Linked DNA regions of Homo sapiens: region 2 is linked to region 1. The links are chromatin loops, found by intact Hi-C in ENCODE. Cell type or tissue: sigmoid colon. All regions are shown on one strand.

Evidence for each region. Hi-C counts contacts between places; a loop is a spot of excess contacts. Peaks named below come from ENCODE experiments on the same cell type or tissue, not always from the same donor. Only the 100,000 strongest peaks of a DNase experiment are listed, where the experiment ranks them.
Region 2: it touches region 1 in a loop (2.9-fold over the local background); 4 of 110 quality-filtered maps call a loop at or near these places.

Annotation. Positions count from the first base shown.
Region 1 is chr13:43,512,965-43,520,964 of GRCh38, forward strand. The region is part of intron 2 of ENOX1 (ecto-NOX disulfide-thiol exchanger 1); the gene reads right to left. Among named protein-coding and RNA genes, the nearest start is that of ENOX1-AS2, 68 kb to the left of the region's middle. In sigmoid colon, no CTCF peak of the experiment used is centred here; a DNase peak (open chromatin) is centred at 3,597.
Region 2 is chr13:43,769,287-43,777,286 of GRCh38, forward strand. All of the region lies in intron 1 of ENOX1 (ecto-NOX disulfide-thiol exchanger 1), which reads right to left. Among named protein-coding and RNA genes, the nearest start is that of ENOX1, 14 kb to the right of the region's middle. In sigmoid colon, no CTCF peak of the experiment used is centred here; no DNase peak of the experiment used is centred here.

The sequences.
Region 1 (8,000 bases):
CCATGGAGTTTATAGCCTATCTGGGAAGGGTCACAGTTAAAGGAATAATAATCATAATTTGTGGCTGGGCGCAGTGGCTCACGCCTGCAATCTCAGCACTTTGGGAGGCCAAGGCAAGCAGATCACATAAGGCCAGGAGTTCAAGAGCAGCATGGTCAACATGGCGAAACCCTGTCTCTATTAAAAATACAAAAATTAGCTGGGTGTGCTGGTGCAAGTTTCTAATCCCAGCTACTAGGGAGGCTGAGGAAGTAGAATGGCTCGAACCCATGGGGCAGAGGTTGTAGTGAGCTGAGATCACGCCACTGCACTCCAGCCTGGGTGATAGAGCAGGGGAAGAAAGGGTGTAAAACATTAAAAAAATTGTTTTCAGAAAAACAATGGCTGGTATGTAGAGAAAACAAGGGGCAAAGCGGTAAGAAAAAAGACCGGAGAGGTGAGCACAGGCTGGGACTATTACTGTTTTTCTAAGATCCATTCTTTGCCCTTGGTCACTCTTCTATGATCATTTATAGTTTTAATAAATACTGGACTGGGTAACTAACAACACATCCTGAAGTAATAATACACAATAAAACTATTATTCCATTATTCTTAACACAGACTTCTCCTTGTAACCCAGTGAATCATCTGTAACAAAACCCAAAGCAACTATATATCTATTCCACAAGGAAATTTTTAGTTTTTTTATTAATAGATGATAGGTCAGGCTTTATGACCATATCTGCATTTGTGACTGACATTTCCTTTATGAGATTTATTATAATGAGGACAAATAATACAAAAGCAATACATTTAAAATCAATAAAAAAGGAGAAAAATCATAAGTACTCCTTTACCTTTCAGGAAAAGTTAACCCTTAGCTATTAATCACATAGTTTAAAAAACAATATAGGTTTCAAAGAAATATAAGGATCTCAAAACTATGATTCTGCATTAATTTATTGTATAAATGTTTTCATAGAAAACATCAATATTTAACAGTGAAATGTATATATTAATGCAATGTTTGTTTATGTTCAGGTACATTTATATACATATTTGCATGTGCATTTATTTCTGTCAATAGGCAGTTACAGGAGCAGTAATAATTAGCTTTTATTCTTGTGGGTTAAGTAGAACAATAATATCTATCTACTTCATGTTCACTTCTTGAGACAAAGAGGCAATTTTTTATTTCAGCTCTTTTCTTTTTGTTGGATTCTATTAAAGTTGAGGTAGAATAAAATACAATTCAAACCAGTTTTACATATCTTTAATGTGTAATTGAGAGTTTTTTGTTTTTAGTCCTAAATACTTTGGCTCCATCACAGTAAGTCCCTATGGGTAGCTGCTAAATTCTTAAACCAGAAGCAATTATATTTCAGGAAAGAGTCATTTAAATGTTTGTATCTAGCACCAAATGTATTTTTGTCTTAATAAATTATAAAATGTCTTTCCTCTCCCTTATTTTTTCTAAGTCCACCCTTTCTTCTCTCTTGACTTTGGCATATGAACTTGTACTTGTAGCCAAACACATCAGTTGAGCTGGGAGTATTATCTTAAACAGCTGGAAGGGAATGATGAAGATGCTTGGCCAGCCCATCACCCAGCCAGCCTTCCTCTGTTTCCTCCCCACCCAAGTTCTAGATTTTGGCTTCACCCAATCCAACCAGCCTCTTCTAATTAACTCTTCCATACTCAGTTGTCTAAAGCGATATGGCAAAACTTACTGCCAGTCCTATTTTGGATTAGTTTGTAGAATATTTGTGTCTTTACAAGTCATACCTTTACAACAGCTCTTGTTATATGAATATTCTACAAATTAACTCCCATCACCTATGTCTGCTGAGCATTGGAATATTAGTTGGACTGTCAAGATGCCATAGAGGAGACAGGTGGTTTCTATGGAGAAAAGCAGCTAGCTGCCAGAGGTCCAGCTCCAACTGTAGCCCCCCCTTCCTAAAATAACCTTGTCACCAGGATTGAGGCTTTCTATATGCCAGATTGTAGGTTGAGGCACCCACAGTTTCAACAAGACTACTTAGCTATGGTAGCTTCATCAGTAACTTTCAGATACACATTTTGTTTCATTTTCATGGGAATGCAACAATATTAACCCCACAGAAAGAAATGGATGCTCAGAGCATTAACTGATTTGTTCAAGTCACGCAACCAGTACACGGCAGAGGTGGGACCAAAACACAGGACTTCTGAGTGCCTGTGTGTCATGTACTCCAAAACAGCAAAGTCTTTGGCAATGTCTCTCAAAAATTCTCAGACTGTATCTGCATAAAATCGCTGTGGGTGATTTTTAAAATGCACGTTCCTGGATGCAGTCAAGACCTAAGAATTACATTCTCTGAGAGTGGGGCCAAGAATCTGCATTTTAATGAGGTCCCTAGGTAATTTTCATTCATAGTAGAGTTACAGAAAGGCTAAGTCTTTTCTTCTATTCCTAAACTTTGGAGTATCCGTTTTTCATCAGAAATGCTTCTGGGATCTTTAAATTAATTGCCTGGGTTGTCTTAGGAACAAGTCAAATACTTATATAATATTTTCTACATCCTAGGTCTTGTTAATTGATTAAATTCTCACAACAACCTTACAAGGTAGATAATAGTATTACAATACTCATGTTATAGATAAGGAGACTTAGGCACAGAAAAGCTAAAGGGACTTCCCTCAAATTACACACAAGATGTGATCCTGGGCCATCTGGCTCCAGAGTCCATTTGTCAACCACTACACTATGCTAGTGCTACAGCTTCAAACAAAGAATCACAGTCACTGAAAAGTGCTGGAGAGCAACTGCTCGTGGAAATCTTTGCTCTGAGCTTCATGGAACAGATCAGAGTTCCTCCAGGATGTCCTGCTCCATACTCCAATGCCTTCACAGCTGTTCTCCCTGCTAACATGCCATGTATGCCCTCCTAATCTGACAAAACCTGGACACTTCCTGGATGTCCAGAGTGAGCCTGATGTCCCTCATTTTTGTTCCCAGGGCCTAGTGCACACAAGCCTCCTGGCACTAATTATACTAACCTATACCTGCAAATCTAAGCCTATTTTCCACAGGAAACTAGAACTTCCTAAGGGTAGATATTGAGCCTTATTTATTTTCTGCCCTAAGTATCTAGCAGTCAGCGGGAACTCCATAGATGCTTGTGGAATAAGTGAATGGTGGAATATACAGTAAAGAATGGTTATTCCCTTTATAACAGAATTTACCAAAAGTTTCTGAATCCCTGTGTTCATTGACATATCATTAATGTCTTGACAGAAAGCCTAAAGGACTGAAAGGTAAAGCCACTGCCAACTGGAGATCAATCCAGTATCAGATAAAACATCTTTGAAGTCATGATGTAAGTCAGTGGGAAAGCTTCTACGGGATCTAAAAATGTGAATTAGACACAGCTTTTCAAGGACACTCCTGTTGCACAAAAGGGAGTGTACACGTTAGAGAAGGTTTGCCTCAGTGCTATCAACATGTAAGCAGATGGGGACATGAAACAGCTTGTGAATTCAGTCCTTTTCTCTCCAGCTGGCAGAAGCAAGGATTTTGAGAACTCTGCTCTCCTGTCTACTGAAGGATCATGTTTCCCTGCTCTGCAATGACCATCAAAGCCATCTGGGAAAAACAAAATTCTTTTGCACAAGAACATAGGGAGCAACAGGGAAGAACAAAGCTGCAGTACTTTGGTTCTTTGGCTCCCGCTTCTGGAAAACTCTAGTTGGTATTTTATCTAGCTTGTTCTCTCAGTGGTGTAGTAAATCAAACAGGATAGTTGCAAAATGTTCTACAGTGTTGGGGAAGAAGAATTTCTTACATGCCTAGAAAGCCACCAGGGTTGTAAATTAAATTCCTCAAACAAAGCAGCCCCAAACACACAGAATATTAGCTTCCCCATTTTGTGTAGTTTTCTAAGCTCTTGAGATTGTGTACATGTTAAACACATTCACTGCCATTTTCTTCCTTGAAAAAGATTTTGAGTTTTCTGTCACATCAAAGAATGTATATCAAAGAAATACAAAATGGAATTTGTGATTAGTAGAAACAGAGCATATTAATTTTTCCTTCTAAACAATACCCTAAGATGAAAACAGGCTAAAGCCATTATGCTAATCCAGTGATGGAAGGCACAGATTACCACACAAATAAACAATGTGTGTTACAGAATACAGACTAGAGTGTGCCTCACAATTATATTTTATGGTGGAATATATGTTTACGGAGCTTTTGGCCTGGTCATTTAAGAAAAATGTCCTTAGGCTGGGTGTGGTGGCTGAAGCCTGTAATCCCAGCACTTTGGGAGGCCGAGGCGGGTGGATCACCTTGAGGTCAGGAGTTCAAGACCAGCCTGGCCAACATGGTGAAACCCGGTCTCTACTAAAAATACAAAAATTAGCTGGGCGTGGTGGTAGGTGCCTGTAACCCCAGCTATTTGGGAAGCTGAGGCAGAAGAATCACTTGAACCTAGCAGTTGGAGGTTGCAATGAGCCCAGATCGCGCCATTGCACTCCAGCCTGGGCAACAAGAGTGAAACCCTGTCTCATAAAAAATGCCCTTAAGTTTGTAGGTCTCTACAAGTTTCATGTGAAATATGGAGTTCTGTGAAAGCCATATCTCATGGAATAAATCCCAATCAATGTCTTTGACCAGAAGTTCAGGAGTGAGTGCCCTCTGCCTATGGTCACAGGTTTAATCAACTCCAGTATGGGCCAGTTATCTCTGCTACTATGGTCTGAATGTGTGTGTCTCCCCAAAATTCATATGTTGAAATCCTAACCTCCAAGGTGATGTTATTCAGTGGTGCGGGCCTTTGGGAGGTGACTACATCACTAGAATGGGATTAGTGCTCTTATGAAAGAAGCCCAAAAGAGAACCCTCATTCCTTCCACCATGCAAGGACACAACTAGAAGCTGCCATCTATGAACAACAAAGTTGGCCTTATCTAGACATTAAATCTGCTGGCACCTTGATCTTGAACTGTGGAAAATTCAGTTGTTCATAAGCCACATGGTTTATGGTATTTTGTTATAGCAGCCTGAACAGACTAAGATGTCTGCTCTGCCCAACAGTCAAAGAATGTACTATTATTTCCTTTTAACATGGATCCTATGGGACAATTAGGCAGGAAACATAGATGCTTGTTCAAAGAAACAGCATCCCCAAAACAAAACCAATCTAAGAAGTGCATTCCTCATGAAGAAGAATTTATCAACCATATTAACATGTTGTTCTCTCTTTTAAACTCCTATTTTTTGCTTCTTTTTATTCAGTTCATTCTCAGGAAGTGTGTTGTGAGAACAGATCTAAGCCAATGTAATCATCAATATTATCAATATTAGGTTCCTTCTGGTAGGTGAGATACGTGGGTCTCCTCTCCCATACCTTACTACCAAATTTGTCATACGTTCAAATGTCTATTAGCAAGCAGACACAGCACAGGTAATCAGTTCCATGATAATTCACTGTCTCTGTTCTTTTCAGTGCCCCCCAGCAGTTTGCATCAAGAGCTCAGGGGAGGCAGATGCGTTGATGTTCTAGTGCAATACTCAGCATTATTTTAGTTACTATAGAACAATCCTGCAAGCAGAATGGTCTAGGCTATAAACCTACAGTGATATTAGAAAGGTGACCAGATTTCCAGACTTGTATCACTAGATTCCCAAATTTTGTTCATGCAATAGTACAGAATCCACAAATCTTAAACTCCATTTAACCATTGTAAAAAAAAATACATTTCTAAGTCTTCTTTGTTGATCAGATATGTTGATAATTGAAATGTTTATGGTAACTACCTCATGCATCTTTGAAATACTAAACACTCTGAATTGAATATCCTCAATTAGGTGCTTCAGATATTGGTTTACCATCTCTGAGAGATAGAATAATTCATGTGTAATACACACACTCCACAGTGTCCACATGGAAGAATTTAAAAGTAAATTACAGAAAGTAAAAACAAGTGGAACCTCTATTTTTAACATTCTTTCATTAAATTCAGCATCAAAATGAGTGATTCCAGGAAGTACATGACAAAACTCTCCCCACCCATGTCAAGAGTCCTTAGCAAATCTTGTTTCCTTTCTACAGTATGTGAAAGCCTGGGGATCCAGAGAGCATGGATAGAGAACAACAACAACAACCCTGAGCATTAGTTCCAGGTAGGCAAATAACCATACAAGTCCATTTAGTTTGGAATTTTTGTGCTAAAGTTTCCCTAAGAGGTATTGTCAGACCAACTGAGATACATATTAGTTCTTCCTCAGACAAGTGCAACAGGTTCAATTCGGTTGAGTTAAATAACATTATGGAATACATGCTTGTGTTTCTCCCAATCTCACCATCAACCTTATATGCCAGCTTTGAACTATTGGCTTACAGGACTGCATTAATCACATGCCTGCTTAAAAAAAGTATTTGCCTACTAATAAGAAACAAATTCTTTAGCCTAAAAACAAAACTTCAACCTACCTCTATAGCCTGGTTGGCGACTGCTTTGACCATTTCTTCCCATTCCATTGAGAATGTCAGTGTGAGCTAGTCTCAATAACCAAAATGACTTTTCACACCTCTCCAAGGATCCACCCTTAGCTAGCTCTGAGGATGTGGTAAATTAATCTGTCTCACCACAGCACGTGGCAGAAAGCTTATACTGGATGTTGGTCTGGCAGCCAGACAAACTGGGCCACCCAAAGACCAGGAGACCCCAGACCCCAGGAGTAGGCCTGAGGTAGACAAAGTAGCTAGTCAGCAAGAGAAGGCAGCACCAAGCAAAGAAAGTCCAAGGAACTCTGAATCCCCTGCGATCCTCTCTGACTTACCCCGTGAAGCCTGAAATGTCTTGTGCCATAAGCAACCTTCTTGGCAGTCCCAGACTCATATTCAAAGCCCTCGTCAAGTTTCCTCTGCTCTCTATGCCCTTGATTTAGACTGCAGAATTGGTCTGGACTTGCAGTGGGTTTAGTGTCCCTCCCAGGTCCCCAGTGACATGTATTACATCTCCCTCCTTGAATGCTTTACCTTGCTTTTTAAGTATTTACTAACGTAACTGACTCCTCACTGGGCTATACATTTCCTAAATGAGCCTGGGCCCCATTCATCTTAGTGTTCCCAGAACCTAGCAAAGTGCTTAGCTCATAGTAAATGCTTTTAAAAATGTTCATCAAATAAGTGAATAAATAAGTGCACTCTAGTTTAGAAATGTAACAGCACTTCCTCATTACTGCATAGCTTGTTGATCTAGATTCTCATTATCATGACCCTGGATAGTACCCATTCTCAAACTCTTCCATAGTGGATCAGAAGCAAGCCCTTGAGCCCCTTCCCCAACAAACTTTACTGGAATGTACTTCATTATCCCTGGTTTTCATTATCCTTGGTAAGTACAACAGTCAATCTGCACACACACACGGTATCTTGATGTTTTAATTATCTTACTAATAAATTCCCTGAAGTAAAAGGCATGTTTGTTTGTTTTTCAATTTTATGACAATGTTTTATTTAAATTCTTAAAAACTCTCCGGTATCACTAATAAATACCATATGCAAGAAACTAGGCTAGCTGGGTGGGGCCCAAAAATGATATGATATCATCTTTCTTTTCACAGATCTTTTTATCTACATGGGGAACAGGATATAGACCCATGAACTGAATCACCATCACACGAACCATGCAGACAGAGGATTAGGGAGGCTTTGCCGGGGGGCGGCCACTGGTCAGGTAGAGATGGCATGTGAGGATTTGAAAAGAAAGTGGTACTGAGACAGAAGACATAATTTAAGCACTTAAGGTCAGGAAAGTGGCAGCAAGCAAGTCTAGGCTCTAAAATGCTTTGCAGCAACCCCAGCAGTGAGCAAGAAGAGGCCGGGATCAGGCCCAGTGGAAAGGCTGGGTCGAAACAGGCTCTATTTAAGATCAGTGGTGGTCACCCACCATATCCAAACAATATGATTCTTCCAACTTAGCTAAGGGAAGGGAGTAAGGGAAGCAGGGAGGGAATGAGGGAAGCT
Region 2 (8,000 bases), 260 kb after region 1:
ATAGCGAATAGCACCCCTCTGCCACTGGGTCCCCACAAGTGTGCCACCCTAATGAGCTTCCCCATTCACTTCCTCAAAAGGATGACCAAGGCACACTAAGTGTTGCCACCCAGAAATCACTGATTTCTAAGTTAATTTTTTTTTTTACTAAATTCAACTGCAAGAATTTCAGAAAAACTACAGTTGAGAGCAGAGAGTAAGTGCATAGATGGCCATTAGCTCCAAGCACTTTCAATTATGCTTCACTGGTCTTTACATCCTATACTGGAATGGAGAAGGAGATAGTAACAGACTGACTGCAGAGCAAGCATGTATTGACAGCAAGATACAGGTGGCCACTCAGGGGCTCCCAAATAGTCTATCTCTAGGCCATCACCCACCAAGCACTAGGCTTATGGCTGGTAGAATACATTCCTCTCCATCCCTTTCTCTTTGCCTTCCTCGTGAAACACTTAAAAACCACAGGAGCTTTGATTAACCTCAAATGATGTCAGTTCCAATTTGTCATGCTCAGAGAAATTGTGACACCTGAAATTCTGCTTTAATTCTGAAGCCTCCACTTAAAGGTTCAGAGACTTAAAAACAAAAGCTCACAACAGGCAGTTGAGGGATATCAACGCCTAACTGGCAATAGTGTAGTTTCATGGCTTAGATGGCTTATGTAAAATGCAAAAGGAGCGTATCTTTTGATCCAGCAATTTCTCTAATAAGAATTTACCCAAATGAGATAATTGCCCAAGTGTAGAATGGTATACATGCAAGTATGCTTAGAGCAGCAATGAATTTTAGAATGAAAAATTGGAAACAAATGTCTATCAGTAAATCTAGAGTAAACTCTAACAAACACCATTAGCTGCCTAGTCAGTGAGGCATTTCCGCTTCTTCTTTAACAAAACTCTTAGTTTCCAATTCATGAAGTTTGGACGAAGTTAGCATATGCTTCTACCCAGATCTGAGACAATGAGAAAATGGCATTCCCCCTGGTCACATGACCTACAATGGTGTAAGTAGAAGGAGTAAAAGAAGAGAAGCTCTTTTTCTCTGGAAAGTTAATGTGCTCCTAGAGATGCAGAAATTTTGCTACCATTAGGAGCATGAAAAAGAGTAAGAAATAGACAATTATAAAGAAAGAAATCCTATATCCTGATTAAATCATGCCTGAATCCCCTACCCACTGGATTTTTCAGTATGTTCTATTTATGCTAGTTTGCCCTGGGAAATGTATTACAATGAAAGGCATCCAATAAAAGTATTCAAGTCATTAAAAATTTTATTTATTGACATGGAGAGAGGCCCATTACATGTTATTATGAGTTATTATGAAAAAATGGATTATATAATAGTACATACAACAAAAATCTCATTTATTTACTTTATCTGCATATAGTATACGTATGTGTACACACACACACACACACACACACACACACACACACAGACTCAAGAGATATGCCTGGATATATCAACAATGGTTATCTCTAGTAGGAATTCTGAGTAATTTTACTTTCTTTTTGTATTCTTCTACAGTGTTTACCCGGGTGCAACAACAGCATTTTTGTGGGAGAAAAATAAGCTTCTAAAAACTAGCTATTTACTGATTCTGTCTGTCTCTAGTGTGAAATAAATGGATGGCTTTGCTTCATATCCCTCTCCAAACTTGTGTTCCAGGAGAAAAAAAAAATCAAGAAAACTAGCCAGGCACTCAAATTATTATTTCATTATAAAATTCCATGATGAAGCAATGAAACCCCTTTCAGATCTGAATTTATACATGCTGAAAAAGAAACACAGCCAGCGGTACCTAAGTGTCTTTCCAGAAGAGTGGAAATAACATTAATCAAAATGAAACATCCTACAGAAGCTGAACACTTCTTATCCCAAAAAGAGAGAATCCAAGGCGGGAGGGCAGAGGCATAGACAGAGCAATGACACAGCTGCCTCCAGAAAGAGCAGGAACCTTTGAGGCCACGTAAAAGCTGCAAAGGGGTTCTCAGCACTATCATATTAGACAGATGGTACCTCCCTGACTGTCGCTAGGTATCCACATCTTTTTTTGTGTGGGATAAACCCCCGAGGACCTAACCCACCCATCAGTAAAGGAGCCTTATTCTAGTCACTCCAGGCTCTCCAAAGGTAATAATTTCAAGGAAATTAGAAGACTAGATGTTCTCTGTGACCTCTTTCAGTTCTACAATTATAACTTAATTAATTAAGTACATTATATACATTTTGTGAAGAGAGATTCTTTGAAAGACTTTTGAAAAACATGGGTTAGAGACATCTGAGTGCTGTAGATTCAGGCTGGAAGTGACAGGTCTAAGAGGTAACAGTGGGTTTAGAAATATCTACCAAAGGCAAACAGAAGTCAAAGATAAAAATCTCTATTTGTTTACTGGTGATTTTTTACCAGAGTTTGTAGAATCTTCCCAAAAAGTTCTCAAAAACTCTGGCTTCTAAAATCAGTTCATTGGTGTGATATCTCTTTTTTTTTTCTTTGAGATGGAGTCTCGCTCTGTCGCCCAGGTTGGAGTGCAGTGGCGCCATCTTGGCTCACTGCAAGCTCCACCTTCCGGGTTCACGCCATTCTCCTACCTCAGCCTCCCGAGTAGCTGGGAATACAGGCGCGTCTGCCACCACGCCCGGCTAATTTTTTTTTTTTTTTTTTTTTTTTGTATTTTTAGTAGAGATGGGGTTTCACCGTGTTAGCCAGGATGGTCTCAATCTCCTGACCTCATGATCCGCCCGCCTGGGCCTCCCAAAGTGCTGGGATTACAGCATTGGTGTGATATCTCTTTAAAGTAAAAGGAATCTTATAAAGTAACTGCAAAGATAGTAGGATAATTTCCATCAGTTCCAAAGTTAATTTCTAGCAGTTATTTGTTGCTTTTACAATAAATTACTACACTACTTACATGGTATTTCATGATACTGGCATTATTCACAGTCAGACACTATTTTGTTCTGAGAAAGTCACGGTACTCAAAGAAGATAATCTAAAATAAACACCAAGTATCAAATTGTCTATACTACATGTTGGCTTTGGGATCAAGTTAAAGATGCTTCCCCAAAAAGCATTCCTCCCACTCAAAATTACAAGCATGCACTAGGTTATCCATTTGTCTATTCTGTGTCTGATTGTAATTCCCTCCCACCTAGATGGACTGTTGGCAGCCTTCAATCCTACAGAGCATAAAAATGGGAAAGAAGATCCCAGCACTTTGGGAGGCCAAGGCAGGTGGATCACCTGAGGTCAGGAGTTTGAGACCAGCCTGGCCAACATGGTGAAACCCTGTCTCTACTAAAATACAAAGAATTAGCTTGGCGTGGTGGTACACACCTGTAATCCCAGCTACTCGGGAGGCTGAGGCAAGAGAATCACATGAACCCAGAAGGCAGAGGTTGCAGTGAGCTGAGACTGTGCTACCGCACCCCAGCCTGGGCGACAGAGCAAGACTCTGTCTTTAAAAAAAAAAAAAAAAAAAAAAGAAGGAAAGAGAAGAGAAGACAATACTGAGTGGTTCTCAAACTTCAGTTCCAACAAGAATCCTTTATGGACTATCTTCAGCGTTCTGCATCAGTAGCTTGAGATGGGCTGCTAGCTATAATTTTAAAAACAACCTAGATAGATCTGAATAGTGTATGGATCACCCTTTGTGAAACAATGATGTAGATCATTACAAGAGGATTTTGTCCCCCTTACAGATAATCAAACCTGATCCTATGACTCTATCCTGGATGATTCTACTCTTCTCTACATTTATGGTCACTATTCTTGTCCCTTGTCCAGGAACCCACCACCATCTATTCCTGCACTTGAAAATAATTTCCAAATTAGTTCTCTTGTTTCTAGTCTTGCCCTCTCCAATCTCTCCTCCAGAAACCTGCCAGAAGGGTTTTATGTATTACAAATCAGACCACATCACTTCCCTTAAAACCCTTCAATGACTGCTTAAGGAGTATAGGATTTCCTTTTGGTGGCTGCACAATATTGTGAATATACTAAATGCCACTGAATTGTTCACTTTAAAATGGTTCATTTTGTGTCATGTGAATTTCACCTCATTTTTTTTACATGGCAGACAAAAGCAAAAGCAAAAACACTTCAGTGGCTCTCCACTGCACATAGGAGAAAATCCAAAGTCCCCAGCATGGTTTACTAGGTCCAGCATAATTGGGTCCTAACCTCCACCTCAGCAGCCTTGTTCCTGCCACTGTTCACCCTTTCTCTCTATACTCTCCAGCCACACTGGCCTCCTTCTGGTTTCTAAAAGCCAAGCTTTCACACATCTGGACTTCATACTTGGGACTCTCACCTGGATAACCCCAACCACCCTTCAGGTATGAATTTATAAATTACTCTTCCATATAAGCCTCCTCTGTCACTTCACCCTCATTATGCCCTTTCAGAGAAACCCAGTTTTTTCAAAGTACTTATCATAAGATCCAATTACATAATTACTGTTCTGTTTATCTGTTTGATGTATTTTCCAGTAAACTGTAGACTCCCAAGACAGGAATGCTGCTTATTTTGTTCACCACTATGTTCCCAGCATCTCATGTGAACTTGGCACAACAAATACCTATTCATTAGGCACGCACAATGAATATCTAGCATGCTTTTCTCCAAAAACATTAAATCTCTACAAAATGATTAAAGGCCTATAATCGCAATATGATATGAAAAATAAAATGTTAGTTATTCTAAAATTCATAATAACTAGATGAGGAAACTCAGAAACTTCTTAGAATCAGCTCAATATAGAGTACATCCACCAAGCACAGAAAACAGCTTCTCTAACTTCTACAGCACCTACTTTGTGATGCTTGATAGAATCAAGTCTCTAATGCCCAAGAAAATTCCACTTAAAAACTCTCTCTTCATGCCACAGCACATTACTAAGTAATAAGGAAAGAAACATTGTGTACATCTCTGCAGAAAGATACAACTGAAATGGATCAAAGACTAGAATTCAGAAGGATGTCAGGAGAAACTGTTAGCTACTTTCACATAGGCATGACTTTCTTGAAAAAGGGTGTATAGAGTACTACCAGAAAATAAGGGCTCTGGACTTAGTCGGTTCTGAGAGATAAAGAAAACGGAAAATGGAGAAGAAACTCACATAAAGGCAGGCATAATTGGTGTTTTGTTACTAAACAAACTGCTCTTCAGTGATTATAGGTGTGCACGTGATTGATTTTTTCCAATCTTGCACTTGTATTAACTAGAACCCTAATTTGTCCATGAGGCTGAAGTGTGTCTTAATTACTTGCCTTCAAAGCTTATGCCCATTTAAAATAAGCTGATTTCTTTTCCATTGTCAGTTCACTCAGAGCCACCTAATCCACAATCCTCCCGCCCAGCACTCACCACTTCTGATCATTATGGAGAGCAGAGGCAAGGGATGGCCTTACAGACAGGTTCCAAAAAGATCCACCTATTCATAACTGTGTGCACCAGCCCACAACACATCCCCCAGCCCTGCTCTCACTGCAAGGGCAACAAAACATCAAAACCTGAACACATTTACCATCCATGCCACAAGCCACAAGCAATCTTTCTTTTCTTTTTTCTTTTTTTTTGAGATGGAGTTTCGCTCTTGGCACCCAGACTGGAGTGCAATGGCGTGATCTCGGCTCCCTGCAACCTCTGCTCCACAGGTTCAAGCAATCTCCTGTTCAGCCTCCAAAGTACCTGGGACTACAGGTGCCTGCCATCATGCCCAGCTAATTTTTGTATTTTTAGTAGAGACGGGGTTTCACTATGTTGGCCAGGCTTGTCTTAAACTCCTGACCTCAAGTGATCCGCCAACCTCGGCCTCCCAAAGTGCTAGGATTACAGGCCTGAGCCACCGTGCCCAACCTTTTTTCTTTTTTTAGAGACAAAGCCTCCCATGATCTTTCACCCAGGCTGGAGTATAATGGCATGATCATAGCACACTATAATCTCAAACTCCTCTGTGTTCAAGCAATCCTCCCACCTCAGCCTCCTGAGTAGCTTATGACTACAGGTGTGCATCCCTAATATTTTTATTTTTTGTAGAGACAGGGTCTCACTTTGTTGCCCAGGCTGCTCTCGAACTCTTAGTCTCAAGTGACCCTCCCACCTTGGTCTCACCAAGTGCTGGAATTACAGGTGTGAGTCACCTCACCTAGCCCAAAGGTGATTTTTCAGTACTTGAGTTTTCTTCTGCTAAAGCTTTGAGTTTTCCCAGGCCTCAGGTCAGTAGACCTGGTGGTGATCTGCATGGCTACTAATTTTAAGATTATTCCCATGTGTGCTACAATGCCTAAACTGCTCCTGGCATCTGAGGATGGAGTGCCCACGATTGGGTGGTTGATGTGCCCTTTTGAACATCTTAGAGATAGCGCTAAAGCTTGTTCTTAATTGAGGCTCCAGCTTCCTGCTCTCTCTGCTTGACTTGGGGCCCCCGGAGAAAGAATGAAGCTGCTAGGGGGGCCTACACGGTTGCAACCAATAAAACCTCTTTCCAACAGAGACAGGGAGCCTGAAGAGTCACCACAATGCCCCACTGCCACCCCTAAGGAATTCAAGTTGCTCTTTTGTGCCTCCTTCCTTAAGGCAGTGTGTGTGACCACTATGGTGGCCCCCAGCTTTGCTCCATTGACAGACCTTCTTAATTTGCCTTGTTTGAAGATGCTACTTGAGGCCTGTTTTTTCTTAACCAAGCATTCTTATTAATGTTCTTGACATTGTTTTTATGATATAACCACATATACTTCCGGAGGCAATAAGGTGGAGGAGGCTGATAATACTATAAAAAGTATTTTCATGCAGTAAAGTGCCAGCCAAACCAAACCCTATGGAGCAGAGGTATGAACTGAAAGCCAACATACATTTAGGAGTGAATCATAAGACCAATATGTTAGTATGTTAATGGTATAATACATAAGAGATGAGTAAGAACTGCTGGTAGAAAATAAGATAGGGAGTGTTAGCAAATGAGGGTTTGAAGGACAGAATAACAAAGACATTGGAGGGAGATTGCCAAGTTGACAAACATGTATGAAAAAGAGGTGCTTGGAAACCACAGTCGAGGAGGGAATGAAGAATCAGCAAAGGGACAGAGATTCCTAGTGGCAGGGGTGAAGTTATAAATGCAGGTAACGTCTACCCCACCTGGAACTAGTAAGATTTTTTTGGAGTGGAAGAAGCTACAATGTCAGAAGACAAAAAATCTCACCAGATTTATAACATTCCCATGCTTTGAGGAACTGGGGAATGTCTAATTAGGAAAACAGAAATACCTTCAAGATTTTCCACTGAGGAAATTAAATGCAGAGAATTGACTACTCAGGTGATGGAGGTGCAGACAGCCTACCACCAGATAGTGAGGTAATCTAGAGATTAGCATGAACAGGAAGCACTACCTCCCCTGGACTATAGCAGGAAGTAGTATTGCTGGAATCTGTGGGACAAAGTCACTAGTAAGCAGCTAGAACCAGAGAAGGTCTGTTGAGCACAAGCTGTGCTACAGACGTGAATTCCCATTGCCAGGGATGCTACCCACAGCTAGGGAAAAAAAAAAAAAATCCTGCATCACCCTTTTCCCTGCGGTCTCCCACCAGTGCCTCCCAAGGGTAAAACACAGCAAGCCAGCTGACTCAGAAATCTGAGAAAGCAGCCTGCAGGGGTGAGCCCTTCATATACAGAGAGGAGGAAGGAAGAGCAAGGAATGCTGTACCCAACACCAGAGAGGAGGATAGAAATGCTGGTGAAAGGAAGAGGAGTTCCAGTGAGCTTGAATAAGAAGCTCCTTTTACAATAGGCATACTTTAAAAAGGTTCGCTTGTTGCCATACAATGGTCACCAGGGGATAAATAAACTAGAAGTTCTACCTTCTGGAATAGCTGACTGACCTTCCTGCCACATTCAAGCGGCCCCTGATGCTGCTATGCAGAATCCACATTGGAAGGGGTTGGGGAATTTATTCTCTGTTACGCTTTCTTCAGTTACAATTAAGTCAGGACTAGTCCAAACA